Linked DNA regions of Mus musculus: region 1 is linked to region 2. Evidence: chromatin loops called from intact Hi-C (ENCODE). Cell type or tissue: left cerebral cortex. All regions are shown on one strand. Links, peaks and the distances in the headings refer to the core of each region. The heading gives the core; the rest is flanking DNA. Region 1 overlaps Asz1 (ankyrin repeat, SAM and basic leucine zipper domain containing 1). Region 2 overlaps St7 (suppression of tumorigenicity 7).

Region 1 (15,982 bases), core at 5,125-13,124, 150 kb before region 2:
AAGGTGAGGTCCAACCCATGGTCTGTCCAGCTAACTGTCCTTACAGTGGGAACAGGCATGAGAAGGATGAACAAACTTTCCTGGTATTCCCCACTGACCTCACAAAGTCCATCACAGCTGAGTGCCAGTCATGGCTCCCCCTTCCTCGTTCCGTAGCTCCTACTTCCCTGGAGAGCTATTACCTGCCATAATAAATTTGTTTTTAGCTGTTGTCTTGGGTGGGATGGAAACTATTGTTTATCATCTTGTATTTTACCAAGTTTCACTGATGGGTCTTCTAATCCATCATCTTACTAGGGAAGTATTCAAGCCCAGATTCTTGCTTCTTGAAATTCTCAGTGCTTTAGCAACACCAAACTTCAAGTTCTGTGGTTTGCACCATTGAGAAGACTGGCCAGTACTACGATATACCAGTGCCACCCAGGAATTAGGAATGGCCTCAAAGAAAAACTTTGGGGGAATATAATACTCAGTCCAACACCAGGGCCTTTGCTCACCATGGTCTGGAAGCCTTAGTTTCGCTTCTGTGCCTCCACATGGACCAGGTAGATTTCTTATCAATATAAGAGGAAGAGTGTGTGTGCGTATTTCAGAAACCCTAGTTTCTGACAGCTTTCCATCCCTGAAGTTCACCTCTCTAAGTTAATATTTTCTTTTTCCTAGAACATTAGTCACATATATCTGATGTATAGTTATGCGTCTTACATGCATACAGATTTGAAGATGTGGCAACACCATAACAGTTTAGCTCTGTAAGGGTCTATATCGTTAATGACAAACAGAGATGGAGGAATATCACGTGCCAGCAGAACTCTCATCTCAAACTGGAAGCCAGTGCATGCATATGGCCAGGCACAAGGTTTGTAACAGTCTCCATGAAACTTACATGATTCTCACAAGAATACTGTGAGCAAGTACTTTCCCTAGTTAACCAGAGGACCTCTCACAATGCCCCACTACTGAAAGGTTCCACAGATCTTCCTTGGAGATAGAGACCATCTTGCAATACTTCAATATGTTTTAGTGAATACTAAATTTACATCCAGACTACAACAACCTTCCAACATATTGTTATTGTAGCACCCACCCCCCAGCGCCCGGCCACTGCACAGTGTTGATCTAAAGGCGCTCCACTCCTGCAGTAGATGCCTGGTTCCTAGCACTTCATCATTGCCCAAATCATGCTGTTTCATTAGTCTTCTGGCTACACTTGTAAATACATACTTAAATGTCCATAAAATATGTTCCTGAAGGTAAACCAACCATTTAATTTGTAATACAACGTGATAGGTACATCATCAGGAATGAATGTTCCCATAAAGTTGAGTTTTGTTGCCCTCTAGTGGAAATCTTATTGAAATAGAGTAGCGAGAAAGTCAGACTTGTCAAGTTTGAGAAAAATTTTGTATGATACAATGCACACAGGCTAGCTTTGAAACTAGGCTAGCTGACTTACTGCATATACTCTGACTCTGAAGTTGGCTGACCTCCAGGACTATATTAGAGCACTGAATTCTAATTTCCTTCCACAGAACAGCTTTTTCATTTATGTCTCATCTGTGGAAATTTTCACACTGTAATAATTTGAATGCTACAACCATGGCACATGTATGAGTGCTCACAAAGATTAAGGGATTTGCTCTGTTGTCTTCCACAGAAAGAGTGGTGAACTCTGACCTGAGCCATTAAATTATGTTGCTTTGAATAAAGCAATTAGCCACTGGCTTCCAGTTATGAAGGGGTTAACAAAATTGTAATGTTAAGATTATATTAGCTTTGCACTTGGTAAATCCAAACAATGAGCTCAGAAACTATTGGAAATAATAGAAATAAAATGACATCACTTTCTAATGCTAATATGCAAAATCCACATGATTTTCAGTTTACAAGCTGACTATCTTGAAAAAACAGTATTGTCATAGATCCCACTCTAGAGAGCAAATGTAAATGTCTAGAAAAAAGAAAAATGAAGGCCCTAAATCAAGACAATTTTAAGCTGTATTGCATAAGACTGAATAAAGAGACTCATTTCTTTGCTAAGATGAGAGCACTTACAAGGGATTTCATATAATTTTTTGAAATTAACTTGTCGATTCAAAGGACCAAGGGAATTGTGTCGACCTTATGAAAAATTCTAGTTTCTAGAAGAAAAATCAGACTAATACCAATACCTTGGGCAAAAATAGCTTTATAATCTCAACATACTAAGGTGAAGCTATGCCTTGATACACCACAGCAAATTTAAATAACAAATGACTAAAATATTTTAATATTCTATTTAAAACAATGAATAAAAAATTTTAAAAATCATTAGCTTTTTCTTTATTTACATTTCAAATGTTATCTCCTTTCCTAGTTTCCCCACCAGAAATCCCCTATCCTCTCCTCCCTTCCCCTTCTCCCAACCCACCCACTCCCCCTGCCTGGCCCTGGCATTCCCCTAACTGGGGCATAGAACCTTCACAGGACCAAGGGCCTCTCCTCTCATTGATGACTGACTAGGCCATCCACAGCTACATATGCAGCTAGAGCCATGAGTCCCTCCGTGTGTTTTCTTTGATCGGTGGTTTAGTCCCAGAGAACTCTGGGGGTACTGGTTAGTTCATATTGTTGTTCCTCCTAGGGAGCTGCAAACCCCTTCAGCTCCATGGTTATTTTCTCTAGCTCCTTCATTGGGGACCCTGAGCTTCCTCTAATAGATGACTGTGAATATCCACTTCTGTATTTGTCAGGCACTGGCAGAGCCTCTCAGTAGACAGCTATATCAGGCTCCTGTCAGCAAGCTTTTGTTGGCATCTGCTACTTTTTGGGTTTGGTGGTTGTTTATGGGATAGATCCCCAGGTGGGGAAGTTTCTTGATGGTCCGTCCTTCAGTTTCTGCTCCAAACTTTGTCTCTGTAACTCCTTCCATGGATATTTTGTTCCCCATTCTACGAAGAAATAAAATATCCACACTTTGGTCTTCCTTCTTGTTGCATTTCATGTGTATTGCAAATTGTGTCTTGGGTATTCTGATATTCTGGTCTAATATCCACTTAAGAGTGAGTGCATATCATGTGTGTTCTTTTGTGATTGGGTTACCTCACTTACAATGATACCTTCCAAATCCATCTTTTGTCTAAGAAATTCATGAATTCATTGTTTTTAATAGCTTAGTAGTACTCCATTGTGTAAATGTACAGCATGTTCTGTATCCATTCCTCTGTTGAGGGACATCTTGGTTCGTTCCAGCTTCTGGCTCGATTATAAATAAGGCTGCTATGAACATAGTGGAGCATGTGTCCTTATTACAAGTTGGAACATCTTCTGGGTATATGCCCAGGAGAGGTATTACTGGATCTTTCGGTAGTACTATGTCCAATTTTCTGAGGAACCACCCAACTGATTTCCAGAGTGATTGTACCAGCTTGCAATCCCACCAGTAATGCAAGAGTGTTCCTCTTTCTCCACATCCTTGTCAGCATCTGCTGTCACCTGAGTTTTTGGTCTTAGCCATTCTGACAGGTATGAGGTAGAAGCTCAGGGTTGTTTTGATTTGCATTTCCCTGACGATTAAGAATGTTGAACATTTTTTAGGTGCTTCTCGGCCATTTTCTATTCCTCAGTTGAGAATTCTTTATTTAGCTCTGTACCCCATTTTTAACAGGGTTATTTGGTTTTCTGGAGTCCGCATTCTTGAGTTCTTTATATATATTGGATATTAGCCCCCAATCGGATTTAGGATTGGTAAAGATATTTTCCCAATCTGTTGTAGGCCTTTTTGTCTTAATGACAGTGTCTTTGCCTTACAGAGGCTTTGCTATTTTATGAGGTCCCATTTGTTAATTCTTGATATTACAGTACAAGCCATTGGTGTTCTCTTCAGAAATTTTTCTCAGGTGCCCCTGTGTTGGAGGCTCTTCCCCACTTTCTCCTCTATAAGTTTCAATGTCTCTGGTTTTATGTGGAGTTCCTTGATCCACTTAGACTTGACCTTTGTACTAGGAGATAAGAATGAATCAATTCGAATTCTTCTACATGATAACCGCCAGTTGAGCCAGCACCATTTCTTGAAAATGCTGTCTTCTTTCCGCTGGATGGTTTTAGCACCTTTGTCAAAGATCAAGTGACCATGGGAGTGTAGGTTTATTTCTTGGTCTTCAGTTTAGTTCTATTCCATTGATCTACCTTCTGTCACTGTACCAGTACCATGCAGTTTTTTATCACAAGTGCTCTGTATTACAGCTTGAGGTCTGGGATGGTGATTCCACCAGAGGTTCTTTTATTGTTGAGAATAGTTTTTGTTATCCTAGGTTTTTTCTTATTCCAGATGAATTTGCAAATTGCCCTTACTAATTCGTTGAAAAATAGAGTTGGAATTTTGATGGGGATTGCATTGAATTTGTAGATTGCTTTTGGCAAGATAGCCATTTTTACTATATTAATCCTGCCAATCCATGAACATGGGAGATCTTTCCATCTTCTGAGATCTTCAGTTTCTTTCTTCAGAGACTTGAAGTTCTTATCATACAGATCTTTCACTTCCTGAGTTAGAGTCACGCCAAGGTATTTTATATTATTTGGGACTATTGAGAAGGGTGTTGTTTCCCTAATTTCTTTCTCAGCCTGTTTATCCTTTGTATAGAGAAAGGCCATTGACTTGTTTGAGTTAATTTTATATCCAGCTACTTCACTGAAGCTGTTTTTCAGATTTAGGAGTTCTCTGGTGGAATTTTTAGGGTCACTTATATACGCTATCATATCATCTGCAAATAGTGATATTTTGACTTCTTCCTTTCCAATTGGTATCCCCTCGATCTCCTTTTGTTGTCGAATTGCTTTGGCTAGGACTTCAAGTACTATATTGAATAGGTAGGGAGAAAGTGGGCATCCTTGTCTAGTCCCTGATTTTAGTGGGATTGCTTCAAGTTTCTCTCCATTCAGTTTGATGTTGGCTACTGGTTTGTTGTATGTTGCTTTTATTATGTTTAGGTATGGGCCTTGAATTCCTGATCTTTCCAAGACGTTTTATCATGAATGGGTGTTGGATTTTGTCAAATGCGTTCTCAGCATCTAATGAGATAATCATGTGGTTTTTGTCTTTGAGTTTGTCTATTTAGTGGATTATGTTGATGGATTTCCATATATTGAACCATCCCTGCATCCCTGGGATGAAACCTACTTAATTAGGATGGATGATCGTTTTGATGTGTTCTTGGATTCTGTTTTCAAGGATTTTATTGAGTATTTTTGCATCGATATTCATAAGGGAAATTGGTCTGAAGTTCGCTTTCTTTGTTGGATCTTTGTGTGGTTTAGGTATCAGAGTAATTGTGGCTTCATAGAATGAATTGGGTAGAGTACCTTCTGTTTCTGTTTTGTGGAATAGTTTGAGGAGAATTGGAACTAGGTCTTCTTTGAAAGTCTGATAAAACTCTGCACTAAACCCATCTGGTCCTGGGCTTTTTTTTTTTTTTGGTCAGAAGACTATTAATAACTGTTTCTATTTCTTTAGGGGATATGGGACTGTTTAGATTGCTAATCTGATCCTGATTTAACTTTGGTACTTAGTATCTGTCTAGAAAATTGTCTGTTTCATCCAGGTTTTCCAGTTTTGTTGTGTATAGGTTTTTGTAGTAGGATCTGATGATGTTTTGGATTTCCTCCGGTTCTGTTGTTATGTCTCCCTTTTCATTTCTGATTGTGTTAATTAGGATACTGTCCCTGTGCCCTCTAGTTAGTCTGCCTAAGGGTTTATCTATCTTGTTGATTTTCTCAAAAAAAAAAACAAAAAACAAAAAAAAAACACAGCTCCTGGATAGGTTGATTCTTTGTATAATTCTTTTTTTGTTTCTATTTGGTTGACTTCAGCCCTTTGTTTGATACTTTCCTCTTGGGTGAATTTGCTTCATTTTTTTCTAGAACTTTTAGGTGTACTGTCAAGATGCTAATGTATGCTCTCTCCAGATTGTTTTTGGAGGCACTCAGAGCTATAAGTTTTCCTCTTAGGACTACTTTCATTGTGTCCCATAAGTTTGGGTATGTTGTGGCTTCATTTTCAAAAGTCTTTAATTTCTTTCTTTATTTCTTCCTTGACTAAGTTATCATTGAGTAGAGAGTTGTTCAGCTTCCACATATATGTGTGCTTTCTATTATTTATGTTGTTATTGAAAATCAACCTTAGTCTGTGGTGATCTGGTAGAATGCATGGGATAATTTCAGTATTTTTATATCTGTTGAGGCCTGTTTTGTGACCCATTATATGGTCTATTTTGCAGAAGGTACCATGAGGTGCTGAGAAAAAGATATTTTCTTTTGTTTTAGGATAAAAAGTTCTATAGATATCTGTTAAACCCATTAGTTTCATAACTCCTGTTAGTTTCACTGTGTCTTTGTTTAGTTTTTGTTTCTAGAATCTGTCCATTGAAGGGAGAGGGGTGTTAAAGTCTCCCACTATTACTGTGTGCAGTGCAATGCGTGCTTTGAGCTTTACTAACATTTCTTTAATGAATGTGGATACCCTTGCATTTGGAGCATAGATATTCAGAATTGAGAGTTCATCTTGGAAGATTTTACCTTTGCTGAGTATGAAGTGCCCCTCCTTGTCTTTTTTAATAACTTTGGGTTGGAAGTCAATTTTATTCGATATTAGAATGGCTACTCTATCTTGTTTCTTCAGACTCTTTGCTTGGAAAATTGTTTTCCAGCCTTTTACTCTGAGGTAGTATCTGTCTTTGTTCCTGAGATGGGTTTCCTGTATGCAGCAAAATGTTGGGTCCTGTTTATGTAGCCAATCTGTTAGTCTATGTCTTTTTATTGGGGAATTGAGTCCATTGATAGTAAGAGATATTAAGGAAAAGTAATTGTTACTTCCTGTTATTTTTGTTGTTAGAGTTGGGATTCTGTTCTTGGGGCTATCTTCTTTTAGGTTTCTTGAAGGATTGCTTTCTTGCTTTTTCTAGGGTGTCATTTCCCTCCTTGTGTTGGAGTTTTCTCTTTATTATCCTTTGAAGGGCTGGATTCGTGGAGGATATTGTGTGAATTTGGTTTTGTCATGGAATACTTTGATTTCTCCATCTCTGGTAATTGAGAGTTTTGCTGGGCATAGTAGCCTGGGCTGGCATTTGTGTTCTCTTAGGGTCTCTATAACATCTGTCCAGGATCTTCTGGCTTTCATAGTCTCTGTTGAGAAGTCTGGTGTAATTCTGATAGGCCTTCCTTTATATGTTACTTGACCTTTCTCCCTTACTGCTTTTAATATTCTATCCTTATTTAGTGCATTCGTTGTTCTGATAATTATCTGTCGGTAGGAATTTTTTTTCTGGTCCAGTCTATTTGGAGTTCTGTAGGCTTCTTGTATGGTCATGGGCATCTCTTTCTTTAGGTTAGGGAAGTTTTCTTCTATAATGTTGTTGAAGATATTTACTGGCCCCTTAAGTTGAAAATCTTCATTCTCATCTATACCTATTATCCTTAAGGTTTGGTGTTCTCATTGTGTCCTTGATTTCCTGGATGTCTTGAGTTAGGATCTTTTTGCATTTTGCATTTTCTTTGATTGTTGTGTCCATGTTCCCTATGGAATCTTCTGCACCTGAGATTCTGTCTTCCATCTCTTATATTCTGTTGCTGAAGCTCGTATCTTTGGTTCCTGATTTCTTTCCTAGGATTTCTATCTTCAGAGTTGTCTCCCTTTGTGATTTCTTTATTGTTTCTACTTCCATTTTTAGATCTTCGATAGTTTTGTTCAATTCTTTCACCTGTTTGGACGTGTTCTCCTCTATTTCTTTAAGGGAGTTATGTATGTCCTTCTTATAGTCCTCCATCATCTTCATGAGAAGTGACTTTAGATCCATATCTTGCTTTTCTGGTGTGATGGTGTATCCACGACTTGCTATGGTGGGAGAGTTGGGTTCTGATGGTGCCAAGTAACCTTGGTTTCTGTTACTTCTGTTCTTATGCTTGCCTCCAGCCATCTGATTATCTCAAGCACTCCCTGCCCTGGATATATCTGATTGGAGCCTGTCCTTTCTGTAATCCAAGTTAAGTCAGAACTTCTCAGAGTCTAGCATTTTTTGTGATCTTGTGATTCTGGGATCCTGAGATTCTGTGTGTGTCAGAGTTCTTGGCAGTCAAGCTTCCTCTAAGACCCTGAGATCCTGGTGTGACCAAGCTCCTCGGATCCTGGGATCCTAAGATTCTGGGTTTGTTAGAGTGCCGGGAAGTAGTACTTCCTCTGGGGACCATGGGGCTGTCCACTGAGTTCAAAACCAAGGTAGACCAGCGCCGACCGGAAGAAACATGAACCATTGGTCCGGCGGGGTTCCTATGTCTGTGCTCCAGCTGGCCCCAGGCACTCTGGGTTTTGTTGGAACAGATGTTGTGTTCCACTCACCAGTGATCAAAATTTAAAAATTAAAGTCCCATTTAAAACAAGAAAGAGTGTTTCTGGCCTGAAAAAGGCCTTAGAAATACCTAAAATCTGCATTACTGTCATACAAGGGCAAGGCATCTGACTTGAGTCTTCTGTGTTTTACTGGATCATACCAATAGGCCAGAAAACAGGGTATGTAGACATTAAAATCCAGAGAAAGAGCAGCATCCCAAGGTTAAACAGGGACACCTAATCCAAGAAAAGTGACTTAGACTAGAAAAAGAAAAACTTAGACTAGAAAAGGCCATTAAAAGGACATGCCTTATCATTCTGAGGAATAAAAGAGGAGTGTGCTGCCACAGAATAGCAGATAGGCTTTGTGAAACAACTGCAACAAAGTATTAAAGTGGCTGTATAATAAAGTTAAGTATAGCTGTAAAATATTAAGTGAGCTACTGCTGAGAGTAGCTAAGTGGCTTAGAGGGTAGATGTGAAGAAATTGTCTAGACTATAACACAACAGGTAATAGAAAGGGAATCTCTAAAGAAAATATACAAACCATGAAGAACATTGTCAGAAGTTCTACTGTCTAATAAGCTTCCAGAAAGCTGAGGTTTGAACTCAGGAAAGACCAGGGTTATATCTAAAGAAAAGGTTCCAAGAAAAAAAATAAAAGGTAGATGTGCTGCCCTTGAAGCACTAGTGGTCAGGAATAGTCACATACATTAATAAATAGTAAAGGGTTCTTGCCTTCCATGAGAAAATATTTGTGCCATACGTAATTCTAAGTTTTATGGTTAATATTGTCAACATGGCAGGATCTAAACTTGCCTGGAAAACAAATCTCTTGGCAGGTTTGTGAGGGGGGCGTTCTATCTCAGGTGAGCTGAGATGTAAAGACATACCCTAACCAGATGACAAAGTTCCATGGCTGGAAATCCCAGAACTGAGTGAAAAGGAAAGAGGGAACTAAGCATTAGCATTCTCTGCTGTTCTGAGGATGTGACGTGACCAGATGCCTCAAGGGCCTATTGACATCCCTTCACCTCTGTAAAGGGTACCCTTGAACTGTGAGCAGAATAAACCCTTCCCACATTAAAATACTTCTGTTATAGCAGCAAGAAAAGCAAAGTAAACAAGTAGCATACACATATTAATTAAGAATTAAAATATATATGTATATTACAGCTTCAAAATACCTTTAAAGAATTTTAGAGCTTATCAAGGAAATTTCATATCAAAACACTTCCTATGCAAAAATGATTGTTGTTATTTGGCAATTTAACAGCTATATATGGAAGAAGACAAATGTACTGAGCATTCCATTATGAATCTGAAATTATGTGTCTAGTTTTTCATCATCTAAGAGTGAAGATAAAATACTTTGACATATATATATATGTGTATATATATACATATATATATATGAACTCAAAACTGTTTTCCTTATCAGGGACACCACTGACATTTAAAGTAAGATCCTCGCAGGATACATTATCTGGTCCAGGTCCTCATCCATTTAATTCAAATTAATTCCCCCCAGTGATTATACTGACCACTAGAGGGAACCAGTAGACCTACTGCATAATACACTTGATGTTCAGGGTCTGCATGGATTTCTGCATTAAAACTATTTCAACAATAAGACAAAGCCCAGAGACAAAATAGAGAATGATTCTTTCCCAAATCTGGGTAAAGAATTAACAGAGTTTTTGTGGTACACAAAATTGCTCAAGGAGAATAGCAAAAACTGTTTTTAAAATCATGGTTACATAAAATTTGAGTTTAACATAGAAAATAATGCCTCCTGGAACTTAAAAATGAAACATTTGAATTCAAAATCTAGACAAGAAAAAGAGACTAGTGTCAGTGGTTTTGCTAAAATTATTGGTGTGAAGAAGTCACATTCAGGACATACCTCCAGCTAATAAACCTATATAGAGAAGTACTGTTTGTTGATAGCATAAGTAATGTGAATAGAAACATTAACTTCAGGTCAAAATGTGGGATTCTTAGATCATTCCATAAGTGATTCATCTCTAAAGTTGTTCATACATTAAGTCAGATAATGTGGGTGACTCCAAAGCACTGGGCCCAAAATGTCAGATCTCCCATAAGACAGATTATATTTACATTCCACTCATATACAAAAAATAGAATTATTTTAGTCTCCTTTGAATGGCCCTAGAAACTAAATTTCAGGAGTAGATGGATTGAATCTCTAACATGAGGGAGTGATAAGTTATAGAGAAACCACTAATATTTCCCAGAAAAAAAAAAAACTCAGGAAGTATTTGGCAAATGAGTGGTTTGAACTCTTTCTGGATTAGAGTATATTCTCACTGAAAATAAAATGCTATCCTAAACTAAAATGGGATGATAACAGACTAGATTAAGGCATGAGACCCAGTGTTGTGGCCTTATCTGTGTCTTCTATCTCTGGATTCCCAGCATAAGCAAAATGGGCTCTCTGATTAAATTCTAGAGGAAGGTATAAACTCACTGTTCATATTAGAAAATGGGGATTAACTTAAACTCACATGTGCATTTCTTCACTATATGGTAGGTGTAAGTAATGCTTATTTACTACAGATTAATTTAAAAATATTTTACATGTAGTGTATTTTGATCATAGTCTTTTCTCCTCCTTTAACTCCTCCAAGATCCTCCCCCCTCCAACTTCATGTTTTATTTTCTGGCTCAACACACCTCCCTCCCTCCTTCCCTCCCTACCTCCTCCTCCCTCCTTCACTCCCCCCTGCACCTCCCCACCTCTCTGCTTCCCTCCTTCTCTCCCTCCTCTCTCCCCTCCAGAACAAAACCAAAAGGTCAAAATAAACAGCCAATGAGACAAAATATCAAAACAGAAGGTACACACAAAAAGACAGAGTTGAATTTGTGTTTACTGTCTGGGCATGGGTTCTGGAGTGTGGTTGATAGAACTCTGATACTCAATTGTGTTTTTAAAACTTGCCTGCTACATTAAAAGCTCTTGTTACCTTCTGTTTTCTCTTAAAACACTATTGATGATATTGTATGTGCATATGCCCATGAGATTGACTGGCTGCTGGTGGTAACATGAACACATGTGTTTCTTTCCTCTTCCTCTCTAGGAGACTTATGACGCCAATCATGTATGCTGCCCGAGACGGTCATACTCAGGTTGTGGCTCTGCTTGTGGCTCACGGAGCCGAAGTTAACGCCCAGGATGAGAATGGTTATACTGTGAGAAATGCTTTTCAGTGTGCCTTCTGTTTCTGAGACAGTGATACTTTGCTATTATATCAAGAACCTACACAAATGGGTAGTTTGGCTTGGTTGATGTTTACTGTCGAAGAGTTAAGAAAGTTTTAGAAGGCTTGGCCTGGTAAGAGCACTGTGATGGGCAGAGCTTACAGAGGAAGGGACTCTTTGACCCTTGATAAAAGAGGCTGTAACACACGACAAAACCAGGCCTCAGGAAAATGCACACAAATTCCTTCCTAGAAAACATCTGTAGTGGCAGATAAGTTCTTTATTCCATGACATTACTTAACTGCGTAAAACAGTGTTTGGTTCAGTAAAATCTGTAAGTACAGCTGGACGTGTGTTTACATTATATTGTGCAATGAGGAGATTGCATCACTCTGCTAATTAGCTATGCTCTCCTTTTTACTGTGCCATAAATACCGGTGAAAATATTTCTTATCTTTCTCACATGAAGCCCTTTTTAAACAGACTTCTTTCCCACACTTACAGGCCTTAACATGGGCAGCACGGCAGGGTCATAAAAATGTAATTCTGAAGTTGCTTGAACTGGGAGCTAATAAAATGCTACAGACCAAAGATGGCAGAACACCAAGCGAGATTGCAAAAAGAAATAAACATCTTGAGGTATTCACCTGTGAACTTACTGTGTCATCATTTTATCATGTAGAATTTTTATGTTATTTGTCACAGTTTCTAAGTATAATAATAGCATTTTGAACAATTATTAATTACTTGAGTTTTTATTCTACAACCAGGTAATGAAACTTTGTTTTGTTAGAATATTCACTTTTTAAATCAAAATGATATTAGTCACTTAAGTGATATGAAAAGATAGCAAAGCCTTAATCTGTCCCTAGACGTGACACTGTCACAGGCATAGATTGCTTTGCGAGGCACACTTAGGGTCTGTCCATGCAATACATACTCATGCTGCTACAGCGAGGATCGCCTTACTATTTATAAATAACTGTCTAAATGCTTTAGCTCATCTGGAAACTATTAATTGCTATCCTTGATTTCTGAATTTCTAAATCAGTGATTTTATTGTTATGTTAAGTGAAGGAAGCCTTTACTTGGTTTTACAGAAGGTTTTTTCGGGATAAAGAGTTATAAGTCTTTGAACCACTTACCTTATTAGAAGTTTTCTTCTAGATAGAAAAAATAATATGTTCATCTTCTTTTCAGTGTAAGGGATAATAATAATAATGTTAACGATATTTGAATGACTTGGAACTTTTTTCAGATCTTCAACTTTCTTTCTCTGACTCTAAATCCATTGGAAGGAAAACTTCAGCAGCTAACCAAAGAAGAGACCATTTGTAAACTGTTGGCCACAGATTCTGATAAAGAAAAAGATCACATATTTAGGTAATATATTTGAATTTAACAGAATGCATATAAAATGCATGCTTTATTACTTATAGTACATTTGGCAAGTTATATAAGATATGTGATATTTCAAACTTTAATAAGCATTTTAAAATGCCATTTAGAAATGTCTGGATTTTAGATGCCTTGTTCTCTAGAGTTTAGAAGAGTTTTATTTAGTTATTTGCTTAACTAACTCTGACTTTAATATACATTTTTAGTAGAATATCAAATTTTACATTAAAGAGATCAAGATTGTATTTATATTCAAACTTGTTTGTGTTAGATCTTATTTTCTAGTTATTTTTAATCATCTCTCTGGTTTTATAAACTAAAAATTTGAAAGAATAAGTTCCTGAACTTTGTTGTTCAACACATGGCTACAAACCAACTCTACTTACTACATTTAGAGTTACCATCTATTTTATGTTAATTGCATTAAAAGATATTTCTATTTGCGACATTTCATGACAAATACTTACTAATGAATATTCGAATCTAAGGAAAGATGGGCTGGATATTATCACCCATGTTTTCCCTTTCTTTGCTTAAGAAACTTTGTTTGGGTTGGGAATGTAGTTCACTGCTTAGATTATGTGAACCTCTGAGTTTAATTTTTCAGCTTTAGAAAGGAGGGGTAGAAAGAAAGAGGAAGTAGGAGGAAAGTCAGAGAAGGGGACAGAGAGAGAATCTAGTTTGTTCCTTTGATGCAGCACTTAAATGTTCTGTGTAAACTTACAAATAATTCTGCCCGGATTTGTTCTTACTCATTTCCATGCCTGCTCTGACTAGACATGCACATAAATTACTGTGTATGTATACTCTGCTCTGAAACTGACCTTGCTACACTATGTTATAGCCCGTATACAGCGTTTGGAGATCTGGAAATATTTTTACATGGCCTTGGACTTGAACATATGACAGACTCATTAAAGGTAAGATTTTATATGAAGCAGAGTGAGTTTTATATATGCATGTGTTTATAGTTAGCATAACATGTTATATTAAAATAAAATTAAACTTTATTCTCAAGCATGCCATTCATTTCTGCTTCATTTTTAGACTACCCTATTTTAATTATAATAAGCACTTCAAAATTGTATCAACCTAGAAATTTATATAAGTTAGAATCTGTCTGAATTTCACAATTTCTACCTTATAAATCTATATACATTTAATCCCTATATTTACAGTTGTTGCTGTGTGTGTGTGTAATGCTAGAAGCATGATTTTGAACCAGACAATCCTGTATCAGATATTTGATCTGACTATTATCTGACATATGTTACTTAAATATCATTTTCTCTCTAAGGACTAGTGTAGGTTGTCCTGAAAATTAGGTTGGGTTATATACCAAGAACAGTATGTGTTTTAAACATGCATTGTGGGGTTTGAATATATTTGAATTTAACAGAATGCATATAAAATGCATGCTTTATTATAGTACATTTGGCAAGTTATATAAGATATGTGATATTGGTAAGGATACCTGATAGATAAGGATACTGAAGCAAAGGACTTAAGACAAATTCACATAGGAATATGAACATTGCTGCAAATATTTCAGAGCTGGATTCATTGTACAGTGCTGAAACTCCTGTCTAAGGAAATCTTTGGCCAAAACTCATGTGATTGATAGTTTAGTCCAATGTCATCTGAAATTTAAATATTCATAAAATATAATTTTTGTGGAGAAGCTTCCAGAACATTCTCTTTTTCTAAGGAGACATGGGTGCTAGCCATTGTCTTTGATTCTGGGAACCTAGATACTATGTGCTTTTGCGAGTATATACTATCTAACTAGTGATGTGTGAGGTTTAAACTACATACTCTCTGAACACCCAGAAGGTATTTGAGAAAGCAGTTCAGTGATAACTCACTTTCCTGCTTTGCTGTGAGTTGTTCACACTGAATAGTGGTGGGATTTTTGTCTTTTGTGCAGGAAAAGGATATAACTTTAAGACACCTTCTGACCATGAAGAAAGACGAGCTTACAAAGGTTAGTATCACTTACAAAGTGCCAGGTAGCTTCCTTGATGGTTTTAAACTTGCACATTCTTTATTTTTTCTCATATTTTTTATTAGATATTTTCTTCATTTACATTTCAAATGCTATCCCAAACGTCCCCCATACCCTCCCCCCTCCCTGCTCCCCTACTCACTCCCACTTCTTGGCCCTGGCGTTCCCCTGTACTGGGGCATATACAGTTTGCTAGACCAATGGGCCTCTCTTCCCAATGATGGCCGACTAGGCCATCTTCTGCTACATATGCAGCCAGAGACACGAGCTCGGGGGTTGGTTGGGGGGGGGGGGTACTGGTTAGTTCATATTGTTGTTCCACCTATAGGGTTGCAGTTCCCTTTAGCTCCTTGGATACTTTCTCTAGCTCCTCCACTGGGGGCCCTGTGTTCCATCCTATAGATGACTGTGAGCATCCACTTCTGTATTTGCCAGGCACTGGCAAAGCCTCACAGGAGACAGCTATATGAGGGTCCCTTCAGCAAAATCTTGCTGGCGTATGCAATAGTGTCTGCGTTTGATGGCTGATTATGGGATGGACTCCCAGGTGGGGCAGTCTCTGGATGGTCCATCCTTTCATCTTAGCTCCAAACTTTGTCTCTGCAACTCCTTCCATGGATATTTTATTCCGTATTCTAGGAAGGAATGAAGTACCCACGTGTTGGTCTTCCTTCTTGATTTTCTTGTATTTTGGAAATTGTATTTTGGGTATTCTAGATTTCTGGGCTAATATCCACGTATCAGTGAGTGCATATCAAGTGACTTCTTTTGTGATTGGGTTACCTCACTCAGGATGATACTCTCCAGATCCATCTATTTGCCCAAGAATTTCTATTTTTAAAACTCTGTGACTTTGTAGACTGATCTTTTGTAGGTTCTTGGTTAGAGACAACACAGAATCACTAGGTGAATATTGTACCTCAGTGTTAAGTTGCTTGAAACCCACTTACAGACTTAGAGCATGGAGCTTCCTAGTATTGTTCTTATATCTTAGC
Region 2 (15,982 bases), core at 3,072-11,071:
TTCCTGATGATAACCACTTAGAACAGTCAGGAGGGTGGGGGGTATGGTCTTTAGAGCGTCCTTCATAGCGTTCAAACACTGTGCACGAGTTCTGTGAAACCCAGAAGAGCTATGGTATGAAAACATAAAGAACTGTAATGAAGAACTCTACTCAACTCATCACATGACTGCCTGTGACCATGGGCTGGTAAGAGATGCTGGCCAGGGGCCATGGGGCTGTGTGTGCAGAGGCAAAACAACTGCCTGGGAGGCCTTGCCAGAAGGGGCTGAGAAACTGCAGGTTCACAGACGACTCCTGGAACCACTAGAATCTACAAGGTTCGTTCCCCATCAAAATACAAGCTTTCACACCAGAGCTCTTCTGGGTTTCACAGAACTCGTGCACACTGTTTGAACGCTATGAAGGACGCTCTAAAGACCATACTCCCCCCACCCTCCTGACTCTTCTACGTGGTTATCATCAGGAATTTCCTACACTTGTGTTAGATAGCCCTAGGAAATGTGACCCTCAGTCCTGCAGTTTGCATAGAGCCATATGTGAGGTCTTCGGTGAATGTCTATTGGGATAGCATCCTCTACAGACATCCTTAGACTGTCAGGAGAAAAGAGATAAACTCATATTGCTTTACAATAATGATTTAAAAATACAGTAAAATAAAAATAGGAGAGGAATGCAAGTATACACTTGGCTTTATTACTCAGAGCCTCAATCAACAGGGCTGAAAACAAAGGGAAACTATCAGGAGGCTTGGAGCACATGCAAGCTTGCCTGCTTGCATGGCAGGATGTCAGCCTGCTGAGGGACAAACCTGGGGTAGAGTGCCTATAGATCCCACTATGCAAGGAATTATACTTTTGATAGGCAAACTATGAGTAGTGTTCCTAACAGCTGAACATCTCTACAAAACCCAATCCATAAGAGGTTCTGAAGTGATGTCACAGTGGACTCATGGCACCCATTGCAATAAATCTCAGCCACATTTCGCTTTTTCAAGGCTTATGAAAACTTTTAAGAAGTGTAATATTGTTCTGATAACTAATCTATACTCATGGACACTTATTGAATGCAATTAAAACATTTTAAAACATGGTACTTTTCAGAAAACTGCCTTTCTACCAGGAAATGGAAACTCTAGTAAGGCTCTCCGTGAAGGGAACATCAAAGGGTAAATTATGGGCCCACGTGGGGCTTCCTGAAATCAAACTACTGTCATGTGATGCACCAGATGCCTTAAAACGAAGCTTTGACCCGAAGACAGCACAGAGCTCTCCCAGCTCCTTAAACAACAACCCTAGGCTGGGCGGCCTAGCAAGGAGACCCAGTCTGATGGCAGCAATCGCTTTTGTATCCAGGTGTCACCATGCTGAAGATTTACAACTATATCATTAAGGGTGGTATCTGAAATTTTATTATGTACCAGATCTGCAAAGTTACACTATTCTTGGGGAAATATTTATATATGCTATAGCTATTAGATATTGATATATCCAGGGCTAGTAAAGAAAAAAATCATGGCAGGAAAGATGAAATGGTGGGGGCAGGGGGAGAGCCAAAAGAGGATTAGCATCTGAGAGGGGAAAATATTTCCCAAGTCAGGGCCACATGAAGAGCTTAGCTATGATCCCTGCACACAGTCTGATTGGATAATAGCTATTTAGCCTGGATTGTCAAAACAATGTTGTATTACAGTAAACCAAAACAATCCATTCCACATGTTACCACATGAGCATTAGGCTGTGAAGGCCTAAGGCACTTGAGGGTAGGGTCTTCCTCCCACACTCTATGACAGTGCTCGGGCTGCATGTGTACTCTAAACATGTCAGCCAACTGAGTGCGTGCAACTCATGAGATGTTCACAGGAACTGTCTGGCCAAGAGTATTGCATCACCATGGACAGCACACCAGCCTTCTTCTCTGCCTCTGGCAGTGATACCAGTGGCCTGGTCCTGCCCTCCCACCCATGACTGAACTGCAGCTTCTTCTACATCAGCATTTCCTCTTCAAACCCCAACTTTTACAGACCACCTCAGACCTGCACGAGAGCCCAAGTAGACCTTTCCCCGAGAAACTGGCCTGCAGAGAAGATGCTCGATGTCAGGGCTCTGTATGATCATATGCTGGGATCAACATATACATGATGCCTCTGCTATATTTCATGCCCTTGGGGTCTTTCCCTCGGATCAATGTGGAAAGACTCAGAGAAGCAGGAAGTCCAACTCACTCACATAATACATTTCTATACCTATGCTATAAAAGAAGGCCAGGGGTTGGGAGAAACTTAATAAAAACAACATCCACACCTATCATGTAACGCCCCCCTCCCTGGATGAAAGGCAGGGTGCAGGGGAAGACACTTACAGGGAAGCAGCTCCCGGTCAGCTGTTTCTGTACAGATTGGGTATGGATAAAATAGGTGTCCCTTCTCCAGGGGATACGGGATCATCCGGAAAGCTACAAAGGAAAGACAGCACATGAAAGGCATATATTTATCTCCTAACTTCCCAACCTCAGAACAGAACTTTTAAGCGTTTTTCTAATGGAACCCACTGCTCTAAGAGAGGCAAGACTTACCCAGACCCCGAGGCTTGTGCCAGACAAAACGTCAGGGGTGCATTTATGCTGCATTACTCACACATTAATCTCACACTATATATTCTGGGCTCACAAAGCTGGGTGGGGAACGAGGTGTAGAGGGCAGGGAAACCATCAATATCAATGCCTAGGGTTTCATCATGTATAAAATATTATGAAAATGTTCTGAGCACTAATTCAATAAGGCCAAAGCAACTGTAATAATTCAAACCTGGATTGATATGCTTTCCCCAGAAGTGAATGTGGACTCGCTCATTGGAGCTTGCTGCAGATTATACAAATATGAAAGGCATTCTGCTGTGTCTAGTTTAAAAAACATGTCTAAGTGGATCAGAACTCCAACCAGGATGGACAAAGAAAAAAAACTTAAAGCACATGATTTGAGAGGTATTTCCACACTTTATGAACCTTTTAAATCTTTCAATAGTGTGTGGGGTGGGGGTGGCTAGAGAGATTGATCGTCTACATTTTGATGATGTCAGGCCACCTAAATTCTGTGTCTATGGCATCAGATGACACTCGGCTTTACACTGAATTATGGCTTTCCAATCAATCCATCCATCCCTATTATCGAGTGTGTTATTCTCCCTGTTCCAATGTCAGCAGCATGTTAGTCTCACTGTTCCTATGAGCAGTGCTCACGGAGTTAATTTTTCTTCAACAGATGTCCTTTAATGGCTGCATATTGTAGATACAGAACAGAAAAGCCATGCACTACCCTGAGAACGTCAGTTAACAATTCTGGCCGGTATCTGTGTCCGAGAGGGGTGATAGCAGTGAGCATTTTAAATGCTCCATGTTAAGGAATCATCCTGCACCCTTAGCCTGTGATTACCAAAGCCCTTACAAAATGCTGTCAATGTACATATGTGCCTTTTGCAAACTGATTTCAAATAAGAATCAGAAACAAAGAACATTCTCCCTCATAAGAAATGACAAGGTCCCATTGTAACCAGCATCAGTGCACATATGGTATTTATTCTGGTGTCTGAATATTATTTAAAAGTAAAAACAGTATGTATGTGATTCCCAGCATTTGGAATGCAGTCAATCTACACCACAGTGGTATCACTGTGAGGTTATAGCACATTGCCATGGAGAATATAAATCACTATAAATGTGGGATTAGAACAGAGCCAGTTTGCTGGCAGTTTGCTGAGGTAAAAAATGTTACAAATTTTCTTTTTGTAACAGAAACTTCTTAAACAGATTAAAACATTAAAAACACCCCAGACTTTAGCTCTTCCTATAACTGAAGGTTCACCCTACTTCAATCTGACCTCTCCCATAAACAAAGTTGACTTTTGCCAGTTAGCTCAAGTGACAGCAGAGTTGTTCAGTCACAAGATTTTGAAGAAACCAGTATCTCTCTCACCAAAGAAAGACTTGCAATACAAGGAGAACAAACAGCACAAAACATTAGAGAAAACAAACAAAACAAAACATATAAAGAAAAAAAATCCTTGAAGCAATTATGTAGCATCCATTCCCTAAAATATTTTCTGGGGAGCTTGTACTTTTACATTGAAGCTGCAGAAAGGCAGGATTTCAATACACCTTTTTATAAATGATAGTTTCTCTGAAAGCATCCCCCACTTTTACTCTCTCTGTGTGTTACTCTCCACGCAACTAGGCTATTGTTTTGTAATCTATTTGGGTTCATGTGATAAAAAAAGAAAAACAACACAGTTTTCACAATTGCTACTAATTTTGAAAAGTAAACTTCATTCAGAATTGAAGTCAGTTTGAACTTCATGAAAGGATTTGTTTAAAGAAAAATGTAGGCACACACCCTTGAGAGTTACTTGACTATAGAAATCTTCAAGTGAGACTTCTCCCTCCATACTTGGCACAGAGAACTTTATGCATCAACTTAATCCTTTTCTTTTTCTTTTAATCAGTTCTCAACTTTTTCAGAAAGGGTGGAGATTTTGCTATTGCACAATTTATAAATATATAGAGATATGTTTCCTGCATTTTTATGGAATCCTTAAGATTTCTTTTCCTCATGTCAGATATCATTTACATTAAGTTCATAAAATAATATTAAGATTTGGCTTCACTAAACAAAAGCAAACACAATTTCCACTTGCAATTCTATCCTCCACCCACCCTGCTGTGCAGGGTCCAACAGAGCCTGAGATAAGAATGGGTCTGAAGAAACGGGCGCAGGCCTTACCCTGCCCCTGCCAGCTTCCCTCCTACCTCCTGTCCCTTTCACTGAGACGAGCACTGGTTTCATGACTCTTAAAGCTTTCACCAAATGTCCAGAGATTTTGTCAGTGTAAATCCTAAGAAGACACTTATTGAGTGGTTCAAATATGAATAGAAATAGACTATTTGAAGATACTATTTTCAAATGACTATGTAATTCCTAAAAGTCTTTTAGAAACATATTTTAGATAAATTAAAATTGTACAGATATGTGGTTCAAAACAAAGCAGTAAACCTAGGCTACTTTAAAAAAATGGTACACAAGCGGCATTTCTACTTCTTTCTTCATGGGGCACGCTCTTCATCTTGATGCTGCTTGCCCCTTTCGTCAGAGGTGTCACTAAAGTTCCAAAGCACACCAAAACATCCTGTACAACCTAGTCTACCTAGACAGCATGTGCCGTCTTCCGCTCTCCCTAGTCAAAGGCACTTCCTAGGTACCACACTGCTCAGTGCCATATGGGTCAGAAGCCCTCAGCAGCATCCGAGCGAGTATCAACAAAGCCACAGATGGATAGAGGCTGGAGACACGAGACAATTACAAACAGTCACCCTCCCGTTACACAGACGGATAGAAGACACGTTTTGATATTTAGCTGACACTTGGTTGATATTTTTCCTGTCAAACAGAACACTATTGAGATTATCTGTAGCACAGGGACCTGAGAGTGAATTCCAGCTCCATGTCCTATCGTTAGTCTCTTGTCAGAACGGTCTTTGCAGCAGATTCTAAGGACAACTGCCCCTGTGCTGAGACAGTTCAGACCCAAGGGCCAAGCTGCCCTGTCCAGGTCAGGGTTCTCAGCACCTTCCCTCCTCCTCCTCTGAACCCCAAGCCCTCACCTTCTGCATCGGGGAGCACTGGGTGGAAGTGCTGCTGTGTGCTAACAAATGGGCCTGCAGCTGCTGGAGCCCAACAGAATCATCCAAATACAGGTCGTCTGCACTGTGTCTGACTGCAGTACAAGTACCGGGCATGAAGGCCACCTGTCTTTCATTAGTCATTTCAATGCAGAAATAAGGAAAAGACAGAGATCAAAGCCTGGCTTTTGATCCATATTCTTTCAACTATAACAGTGAAGTAAACTGACCTTGAGAAACTCATTTTCCTTTGGTTGGATTTAAGTATGGTTTTTCCTAATTTTGAAGGAGGAATTCTAGGGTTTTACAGTGAACTTCCTCACTCATTAGTGACCCTCAACCCTTATTCTCTGTTCCTATGGCCATACTAGCACCACCTGCACTATCTGTCTACATGCACAAATACATGTGAAGTTGCCTATGTACATATATGCATAAAACATGATTGGAGAATACATGTATACACACACAAAGACTTCTTACAAAGCATTTTTTACATTCATTTCTTCAAACATAAAGCCTGCTACAGGGGAAGGATTCAGTAAACGTTTTCTCAATGAATTATATGCAACTAGGAAGACAGCATTTCTTTCAGAACTTAAGTAAAGCTAAGGTTACAGGAACAAGCCTGTTGCACTATTCTAAAGACTAGAGCAGGAAAATCACTGTAACCTGCATGTTTGAGGCCAGCCTTGGAAACACAGGAAGGCCCTGACTCTCATGCCATAACAGTGGGTCAGCTCTGACCAGGGTCTTTATCCAATGGCTGCTTTCTTTCAAATCATAAAATGCATCCTTAGATCTGTTAGGAGTAGGGGCAGGGGTCAGTTAGGAGTCCCAGTGCTTCCAGCCTTATTGAGGGAAGGCTTAACTAGAGGAAGTGCCCTAAGAACCACATCTCACAGCGAAGAGCATTTGACATCAGGTTCAAAGAGAATAAATTAGAATCATAATCTTATCCTAGGCTTCAACAATGGGCCATTTTCCCTTCTCAGTGGAAACCCTCTGCTTAGCTCCCTCAGAAACACCACCTTCAGATCTTATACATTATTTAGTGGATTCTTGGGGTGGGGGCTCCACAAAGAAAATAAAGAATTCTATTTGCTTGAGTGGAAAAGCATAGACACAAAGAAAAGCTAAGTGGTTTACCCCATGGCATAGTCATCTTCTAGTGTATAGAACATGAAAATTAAAGTTCAAGGTTGCAATCAACAAAAACCATGCATTCTAAAATAAACACTGCCAATGGAGAGCCTTAGAGTTCAAGGTGGGAGGAGATAATGATGCATGAGTACTCAGTATAGGTAAAACAGAAGATGAAAACAGACCACGTAAAGTGGTTACCAGTGCAAACTCAGCGGAAATGAGACCTTGCTTTCATTCTTACGTGATCTTTGCATTCAGCTTGTGCTGCATGTGTGAGGAGAACCAGGGCCAGCAGTGTTTAAAGCAAACATAATTCCGATATGGTGGCAGTCATGCAACAGTCCAAGAAACACAAAGGCTTAAAGTAGAAACTCTTCCCTTTTATTTTTAATTATCTGGACTTTGATTGTATAATTTTGGGGGCTGGGACAGTGATGAATCAAACATTTTAGAAAGCTTTGAAATGCTGATGTATTTGTGGTTGAGAATTCAAGGATGTATCTCCCCCCCCCCAACCCCTTTGCTTAAGAACCATATGCTTCAAACATCATCTCTGTTATATATCAGCCAGACTTTGACTTCATAAAAAGGAGGGAGGGTTCCACATAGTTGATGGAAACCCACTTAATTCTACAGAGTGACTAATTCTCTAACATAAGAATTTCATTGAAAGAGAAAAAAAGCAACTTTCTATTTCTACCCCCATCAACACTTAAGACAGAACCAAGGTTGTTTTGTTTAAAAATATTTCTAAAAGACAACATTTTGTACATGGAACCTGGTGAGATCTTCTGTCCTGAGTTCTCTTTCTAATAAAATTTGGATGTTGGGTGGAGTTGGGAATGGTCTTATATTTCAGAATGAAGAAAATTAATGACTCAGAAGAAAACCTGAACTCTGATGCTGGAGATGTCAAAAGGCGCCACCAAGCGGCAGATTGGGAGAAGTGCAGCCTCTTCTGGTCAAGCAGCTGGGGAGAGCACGCCATCATGAAGAGCTGCCTCAACAGCTTGGAGGTCACCAACATGTGACATTCTCCTTCATTACGGCTTTACAGTTTCCAAGGTTAGGTAAATGGACACCACTCTCAGCAGCTGAGGCAGAATTCTAATCCAAGTCCTCTGATGTAAAACACAGCTGTGGGGCTGGAGAGCCGTCCCCGAAGTTAAAAGAGTAAACTCCTCTTCCAGAGGGCCTGAGTTAGTTCTCAGCACCCACACTGGGCAGCTTGTTGGCACAAAGCCCTCAGTACTCTAGATCTAGGGGATCCAATCAATTCCTCTGGTCTCTGTGCAGCTGCACTCATGGGCATTACCCGTCCCTCCCAGCCCCATACACGTACTTTTAAAAGAGTAAAAAGAAATCTTTTAAACACAGAACTGAATCTCTAATTTAAATGTAAAAAAAAAAAAAAAAAATCACAGATCTAGAAGAAAGGCCAAAAGATTTCAAACAAATGCTTGAGGCTGGAGTGGTAATACTTTCTTCTAAATTGCAGGGAAGCCTTAAGGCTTTTTCTTTAAAAAAGAAAGAAAGAAAGAAAGAAAGAAAGAGAGAAAGAAAGAAAGAAAAGAAGAGAAAAAAAAGGAAAAGAAAAGAAAGGCTGAAAACATGTATCATGAGAATTTTTTTCTAGATATGTGTATGTGAATGCATAAGCATACACACATAAATTCGTATACATCTTTGCTTATTGAAACCACACATGAAAATTGTGCAAAACGTGACGAGTACCAATGTCAAGAACACAATGGAAGCTGCTCGCCGCTCAGCACAGCAGCTGAGGTTAGGTACGTTCACTTCCGTTTCTTTCCCTTTTTATACACATGTACTGTCTATTTTCTTATTATTATTGAAATGTTTAAAGCAATGTTAGAGAAATAGCATGTTTTAATTTTAACCAGGATGAGTCACTTTCTAAACTATTGAAGTACTAAGTGTAAGACAGCATATTCTAGCTTATATGTGGTGATGTAAATCTAAATTTTTACCTTCCAAGCAAATGCTTCAAAGACAACTTGTCTCTTCCCTTCCATGCACTCACTGCAGAGGAGAAATGTGGGCTTGCTCCGCCTCCTGACTGTCTGAACCAAACAGCCACTCACCGCACTGAGTAGCCGCTCACCGCACTGGAGCCCAGAGTCAGCAACGGCTTTCTGCCTAAGCTAGAACATTATCCCTGCTGCAAGCGAAAAGACACAAACGCAAGACCCGTGGACAACACCTGGGCGTGAAAACATGCCTGGAGGTTCCTGGTGCTCAGCTCTCCTCCTGCATCTAGCACACAGGAAGCACACTCGTGCACATCTGCTCTCCAGTTGCTCAGCATGGCTGTCTCTGGAGAATGAATGGCACTGGACCAGATTTGGGCTGGGGTCACAGCTATCTGCTTTTTACAGGAAATGTTTGTCTGTAAATATCAAATTCCCAGCTGACATTTTCTATAGGGATCTGGTTTCCTTACCTTACTATTTTATGTATAAAAATTCACCCACTTAATCTTAATAATGCCTTCTATCCATGCATCTTAAGGTAATTCCCTGGTACTCCTACCCTGCTCAGTTTGGCAGTTCAGCGTGTAGTTGTCTGGTTCTCTCTGTCTCATGACCCTTCCCAGTTGTTTCAGAGAAACTCCATGCTGCTCCCTGATTACTGTCTTCCCGGTGTTTCCAATCATTCTCCCAAACAAATGTTTTCACTCTTCGTGGTCACTGCTAAGACCATGTATTTATCACCCTGAGCTTTGTGCAGTTGTGGATCCTTTCCAGGAGGTCCAACTGGTGAGTTGCTACTCGTGTTCCAAGGATGCCAACCTATTGGTATGGCTCTAAGCCAATTCCTCTGTTTAGCTTTCCACACTGGATGTGATGACTCATATTGGATGAGCTCTTAGGAATCTTTCTCATGTTGAATTAACATTTCCTTTTGTCCTTTTAACAACCAGCATTACAAGCCATGATCAGCACAAGTTGTAGGAGACTGTGTACAAGCACATAGTTTCTTGAGGGAGTCTACTGACCTCAACACATGGCTATATTGCATTTACCAAGCAGAGGGAGAAGCATTGTCAAGTCCATATCTTTCAAGTTGTAAGCAGAAAATTATACAAAGAAAGCTTGTTAATTATCTGAGAAAAAAATTTCCAAGAAGTAATAAAAAATTTCCAACCGCTTTTGAAAGCATCTCTGTCAATTTACTTTCAGCCCACATCACTTCCTGAACCAAGCTACACTCTTCCTGAGCCATGAACGGCAGAAACAAGAAGAAACCGAAGCTTATCAAAGTGAAAATGGAAGCAGAAAAGATAGAGAAAAAAGGGGATTAAAAAAACTTGTTTGTGAGCCTGATTAAAATTAGGATACAACAGGAAAAAACTGACACTCTAATATTATTTGGTTAAATGCCAGCTGCTATGCTTGCTTTGCTTAATTGGGGATTAGCAGTGCTTCACTGTCCATGTTGTCCAATAACATAGGACTGCTGCTTCTTCCTTAATTCACAGTCTCCCAACAGCCCAACAACTTGCCATTTCTTGACATATTCTGCTTGCTTCTCTATCACCCTGGTTCTCGGGGCTTGCTCACTTGTTGCCAGACTTTGCCCTTGGTGTTCTAACCCACAAACCTCTACCTTCTGAAAACATCACCAGACAGCTGACACAGGCATCCCTTTCCTCCTGCCCACAGAGAACAAGGAGGAGAAGGTGGAGACATGCATGTCACCTGCCCTTAGAGCCTGTTTCCCTACACAGAATGACAGCAACTGTAGACAACATGACAGGGCCATCTAACAGACATTTATTATTCACAGGGGTGCCCCACCTCCCAGAAGCCACTCCCATAGTGGACACTGCTGCTTTTTGAAACATATCTAGGGTGCTTTTGTGGATGCTCAATTTCATTTCAGTGCAATAACTGTGTCTCTTATCCAACTCTACAGCTGAGGCTATACAAAACAGTAAGCAGGGTCCAGCACAAGACTTCATTGTGACAATGATGTCAAGGGGCTGGGCAGATCTCCAGAGAGGGTTTGCTGGGTGGTAAAGCATTTATCTAGCAGACTCAGATCAGTTATCTCTTGTATGGAGGTATGCTTCTAATCTTGATGTGGCACCACAAGAGCAACACCCCTATCTCTGGGGATCCGGAGCATCAAACAAAAAACAGACTTGCCAATTCTCATTGTTCATCATGAACTGTTGAGGCATAAACAGTTCTAGCACTCCATGTTCTTAAAGATTGTTCAAAGAAAAAAAATTACTTACTGCCTTCCCACGTACAATGCAAGAGATTCAAAGCCCCTTCCACCCTCTTCCAGTGTGCAAGATGAAAGAATGCATATGCTATCGCTTCACTGTCTCCTCTCTTCAGGATGTGTTCTGGTGGGAGGATTAAGCTTTTCATTTCTAGTAGATACTGAAATTAAAACAGCAGGAGACAGATGTGTTACTATACAGTGATTATGAATTCAACACTGAAATAGGCTGGCTTCCCTAAAACCACCATTCACAAACATTCATCAAACCTCCAACCTCATGGCTACATTTGAAGGCTATTGATAGCCCCAGCAATATTCAGAGTTGGTGGACAGCTGATTAGCTTTGTATTTGTTTCCTTCCATGAAGACTTGTAGGCTGAAATACTCTAATCAAAAAAAATTAATATAGGCTCAAGCAGGTAAAGGAAAAATGTAGAGGAGACAATGATTTTATATAATTTTATAACCACAATGAAAATACACGAAGCAGACATATGAAGTCAAGCAGTTATGTGAACCACCTGCATTAAAGAGATTTGGCATTGGGAACACTAACCATGTATCTTTTTTTCTATACAGGTATATAAAAAAGGACATTGTTTTGTGAAAGAACTATTGGTATGTGGGAACAATAGTAAGTAATGCTATCAATAGAAAGTAATGCTATCAATCCAACTAGCACTATAGTTATAATCAAAACATAATTAAATTACCTATAAGATAAATATAAAGGGCATACTTTATACTCAGATACAGCTGGCTATCCCTTCATGATTCTGTTATTTTAATAGATTCCACTATAAGTTACATAATGCTAGTAATAGTCTTATAAGCCCCCAAGACTATCAATCATCCTCAAACATCTAGAACTCATATCGTGCTATGGACAACACTAGTTACACAGTTTCAGAGTAAGAAAGCACAGGGAGACCGTTTTGCTACCATCAGTAATCTTGAGCAAAACTAATGAGGAACAAATCTTATCTAATGAGAATAAGATCTTGATCTGAGATTTTAGTAATCATTCACAACTATACTGCCAACTAGTCAAAAATGAGGAAGATGCTATATGAATCTTGAAACTAAATATGATAAGTTGGTTTAGTCAACTGAGGTAGAGTGGAACATTTCACGGTGGCATGGAATCAGATGGGGGCCGAGGGAAAGTGTAATCTACTTTTCTTCTTACTTCTAGCACTAGGAAAATCTCTTAAAACTGCTTCATTACACATTTTCTCTTGGGCTAAAGGACCTTCAGCAATAGGAAGACATAAGGATAAATTTAGTGGGTATTTTCCTATTTGTAGGTTGAAAGCAAACTAGAATACACAGCAGAGATAACCCCAGTGGAGGGCTCAGAAAATTACCAACTGTCCAGGCAAGGGCCTAAAGTGGTGGTTATGTAGTTACTTTAATTAAAATTAAAGAACATAAAAATTCAGTTTGATTCTACTATCCATATGTTGAGTCCTCAAATACTGCATGTGGCTAATGACTACTGCACTGGAAATTTGAAAGAACATTCACATTATTAAAGATTTTTTTTCCAAAACTGCAAATAACTAGACCAGTTTTTAGATGGAACTCAACCTAGCACTATTACAGGGCTAAGTACCTATGACTAGATAGGCCATAGGCCCTAGCGGAGAACCTACTATTATTATTCTCCTAAATGTATATTTAATTCACTCATAATGACTTATCTTTAAAGCAATAAATTAGCGTGTCAACCCTCAATGGACAATCTTCTTTTATCAGTATATGAATTCACAGAGAGACTCACAATTGGTCAACATTCAGAGAATGAGAGTCTGCAGTTCTAAGCCCTAAATGTGACATCTACAGCACCCCTGCTCCTAAGGTTATGGGCAAAGAAAGGGCAGCAGAAAGATTATAGAGCCAGAGGCAAAAATACTACATGAAAATAGTCTGTCCAGAACAGGGCAGTTGGACACATAAGCTCACAACAGTTGTACGTGCGCAAGATCAAACCAAACAAACATCCCAACATGGAGATGGGAGGTGATCAGAGAGTCTCAGCCCTAGATGTGCAACTACTGGAAATTGATGAATGGTAAAAGAATGACTTTTCTTCAAGGATGGGGCTCCCTTCCGAGAAGCTATCCGTGCTTCAGTAGATGCCGTGACCCGTATACATACTCGCAGCACTGATCAGATTTAATGGGAGAAAAAATAAGAAAAACAAAACCTAACAAAACAAAACCCCATAACACAGACATGATGTTGGGAGAAGATATGGTGGGGGGAGGTAAGAAAGGAATTGAAGTAGAGGGAGTGGGAATGACTTCAATTAAAATCACATTGTAATAACTCAGTGAACACAGAGAAGTCAAGGTGGTGCCCACTTAGAGCTTATCCTCCTACTGTCTAGTATTCATGGTACTCAACGGTACTTTGCACACCATCAGAAGATACAGGTAAATACTAACCCAGCCACCAATTATTTTAAACACATGCAATTAGGGCACAAAAGTTGTTGGAGTAACCAACCACTGTGTGACTGGATTTAAGGCCCACGTTATGAGATGAAACACATCTGTCACTGCTCCAGTGGCCAAGAACCTGAGGCTAGATAGGCCATGGACCTACAGAAATTACCAAATACTACTGTCCTGCTAAAGGACCATAGCAATAAAATCACTCCTAAAGACATTCTTCTATCCTCATAGACCAGTGTCCCACTTGACCATCATCAGAGACGCTTTCTCCAGAAGCAGATGGGAACAAAAAGATCCACAGATGGACTATGTGTAGTGAGAGACCTTGGAACACTCAATCCTAAATGGTACATCTCCATCAAATCCCTTTGAAGTTCAGGGAACTTTGCAGAGGAGGAGGTCGAAGGATTGTAAGAACCAGTAGGCATGGATGACACCAAGGAAACAAGGCCTTATAGTCAGAGCTGATGCAGATGTGAACTAGAAGACTGTGGCAGCATGCACAGGGCTTGCACTGTAAGCCAGAAGGAGTCCCTGTGCAGAGATGTTCAGGTAGACATGGGCTCCCATCCTTAACCCAGAAGCTATCTCCAATTGACAATCATTTGCAAAAGAAAAATTAATTTTCTCTAATGTACTCTCACTGGGTATAAAACCACACTTAAAGGCAGGGTGCTCAAATGGTCAACATAGAACAAACTCAATGTTATTTTTGGAGGGTTTTTGTTTCATAATGCCTTATCTGGGCACATTTTGACCTTACAGATCTTTTGCTTACATAGAATGGTCTCCAATTTTTTTTTAAATAGGATTTCTATGTGTGCAAGTGTATGCATGTTTCTGCATCTGAACATGTTTCTTACACTTTTTCTTTGGCTCTTTTTTTTTCTTGTAGTTTTGTCCTATTCTGGATTTGCCTATTTGTTTTCTAGTAGAGAGAAAAAGTGGTATGGATGAGTAGTTAGGAAGGTGGGAAGATCTTGAAGGAGCTGGGAGAGGATAAATTATGCTCAGAGTATGTTGTACAAAAAATTGTATTTTCAAGAAAATTTAAAATTATATTTAAAAAAATCACATTGTATAGATACACAGATTTCTCAAACAATAAGAAAAAATATACAAATACCCTTTGTTAGGAACATATACTCATTGAAAATAAATATGCATTATAATAAAACTATAATAAATAATAAAACAAAATGTAATTTTAAAAGAATTGTTGACCACCAGGATATCTACATGCCCTTGACAAAAGGTAGTAAGTGTTAGGGAGACAGAATGGTTCCTTGGTGTCCTTGGGATGCAGGCCCGTGTCTCCAGGGACAGCACACATAGTCCACAGTATAGGCTGTGAGGTGATGCCCTGCTCCCCTCTAAGCTCCTCTGTTCTTGACGCATGGATATGCTCTCTACAGCACCAGGCTTATATGTGCCCCTTTGTCAGCTCAATCACAAAATCCTCAAGAACATAAACTTTGCTGTCTTGATCTTAATTTGTCTCGATACTCCCTTTAAAGCACCTTTAACATACATATGCTAACTTAAATTCAAACATTATTTCCCAAGAACAGTCTCAAAGTAAGCACTCCTGACCTAGTCAGAGTAATGAGGGCAACAAAAGCAATTCACCCAGGAGACTTAGCCCGGCATTCTCGCTATATCTGTTTTATGGCAGGAATAGGTTATGTCTATAACGGAGATTTATACTTCTTATAGTTCCAAATAGAATGTTGGCTGTAACCAACTGATGAAGGCTAATAACAACAATGTGCTGTGTTTGGGGCCAAGCTTAAAACGGCTGGCAATATCAGGTCTCAACATGTGCAACATTTAAATTAGAAAGGCATGGAACAACATTTCACATCCTACTTGTCAAGAGGAAAATAAATGGAAGAGGGCAGATCCCTATCCACAAGTATGCAGAAATCAATTAGGCTAACTGTACTTTGCAAATCAGAGCACATGCTCTGCCTGTCTGTATTAGCGACTGGGTTTCTATTAGCTAAGTCAGCATTCTGTGCTATCTTGCCTGCATCCTACCTCTAACATCCTTCCCAGATTCTCAACCACACTAGTTGAAGAACAGCACTTCTAAAGGTTTCGGAAGCAACTTTTCAAAGTCAATTTGTGTCAGAATTGTGTTCCTTATGCCTGATACATTAGCACGTAAAGCCAGAGCATAGGGAAGCAGAGGGCTCTCGTGTGTGAATGAGTGGTGCCTGCTCCCGCAGGCATGAAGAAGAGCTGGCTCATTTAGAGGAAAGCTGCCACAGAAACCACTCCAAGTGACAGACTGCCAAGGTTTCCCTTTTCAAGGTATAAAACTCTATAGTAACTTGAGGAAAAACAACTCCCAAGTTATCCTTCACATAGATACTAATGCAAAGGAATTAATTTGTTCACATTTCTGGAATGTTCAATACCAACACCATTAATCATATGAAAACCATCA

The links. A loop is a pair of places that touch in the nucleus more often than their neighbours do. Peaks named below come from ENCODE experiments on the same cell type or tissue, not always from the same donor. Only the 100,000 strongest peaks of a DNase experiment are listed, where the experiment ranks them.
Region 1: a loop joins it to region 2, with 2.8 times the contacts of the local background. A loop is called at or near these places in 15 of 42 quality-filtered maps.

Annotation. Positions count from the first base shown.
Region 1 is chr6:18,072,746-18,088,727 of GRCm38, reverse strand. It overlaps Asz1 (ankyrin repeat, SAM and basic leucine zipper domain containing 1), which reads left to right. Exons shown (of 13, transcript NM_023729.3): 5 at 11,464-11,575; 6 at 12,089-12,223; 7 at 12,843-12,967; 8 at 13,827-13,902; 9 at 14,910-14,966. Among named protein-coding and RNA genes, the nearest start is that of Asz1, 28 kb to the left of the region's middle. In left cerebral cortex, for the core only: a CTCF peak has its summit at 9,915 (motif pointing right); a DNase peak (open chromatin) is centred at 9,918.
Region 2 is chr6:17,917,236-17,933,217 of GRCm38, reverse strand. It overlaps St7 (suppression of tumorigenicity 7), which reads right to left. Exons shown (of 16, transcript NM_001289624.1): 13 at 11,079-11,229; 14 at 2,360-2,452. Among named protein-coding and RNA genes, the nearest start is that of Gm52894, 84 kb to the right of the region's middle. In left cerebral cortex, for the core only: a CTCF peak has its summit at 7,742; DNase peaks (open chromatin) are centred at 7,785, 8,579, 8,919 and 9,650; H3K27ac peaks cover 994 bases.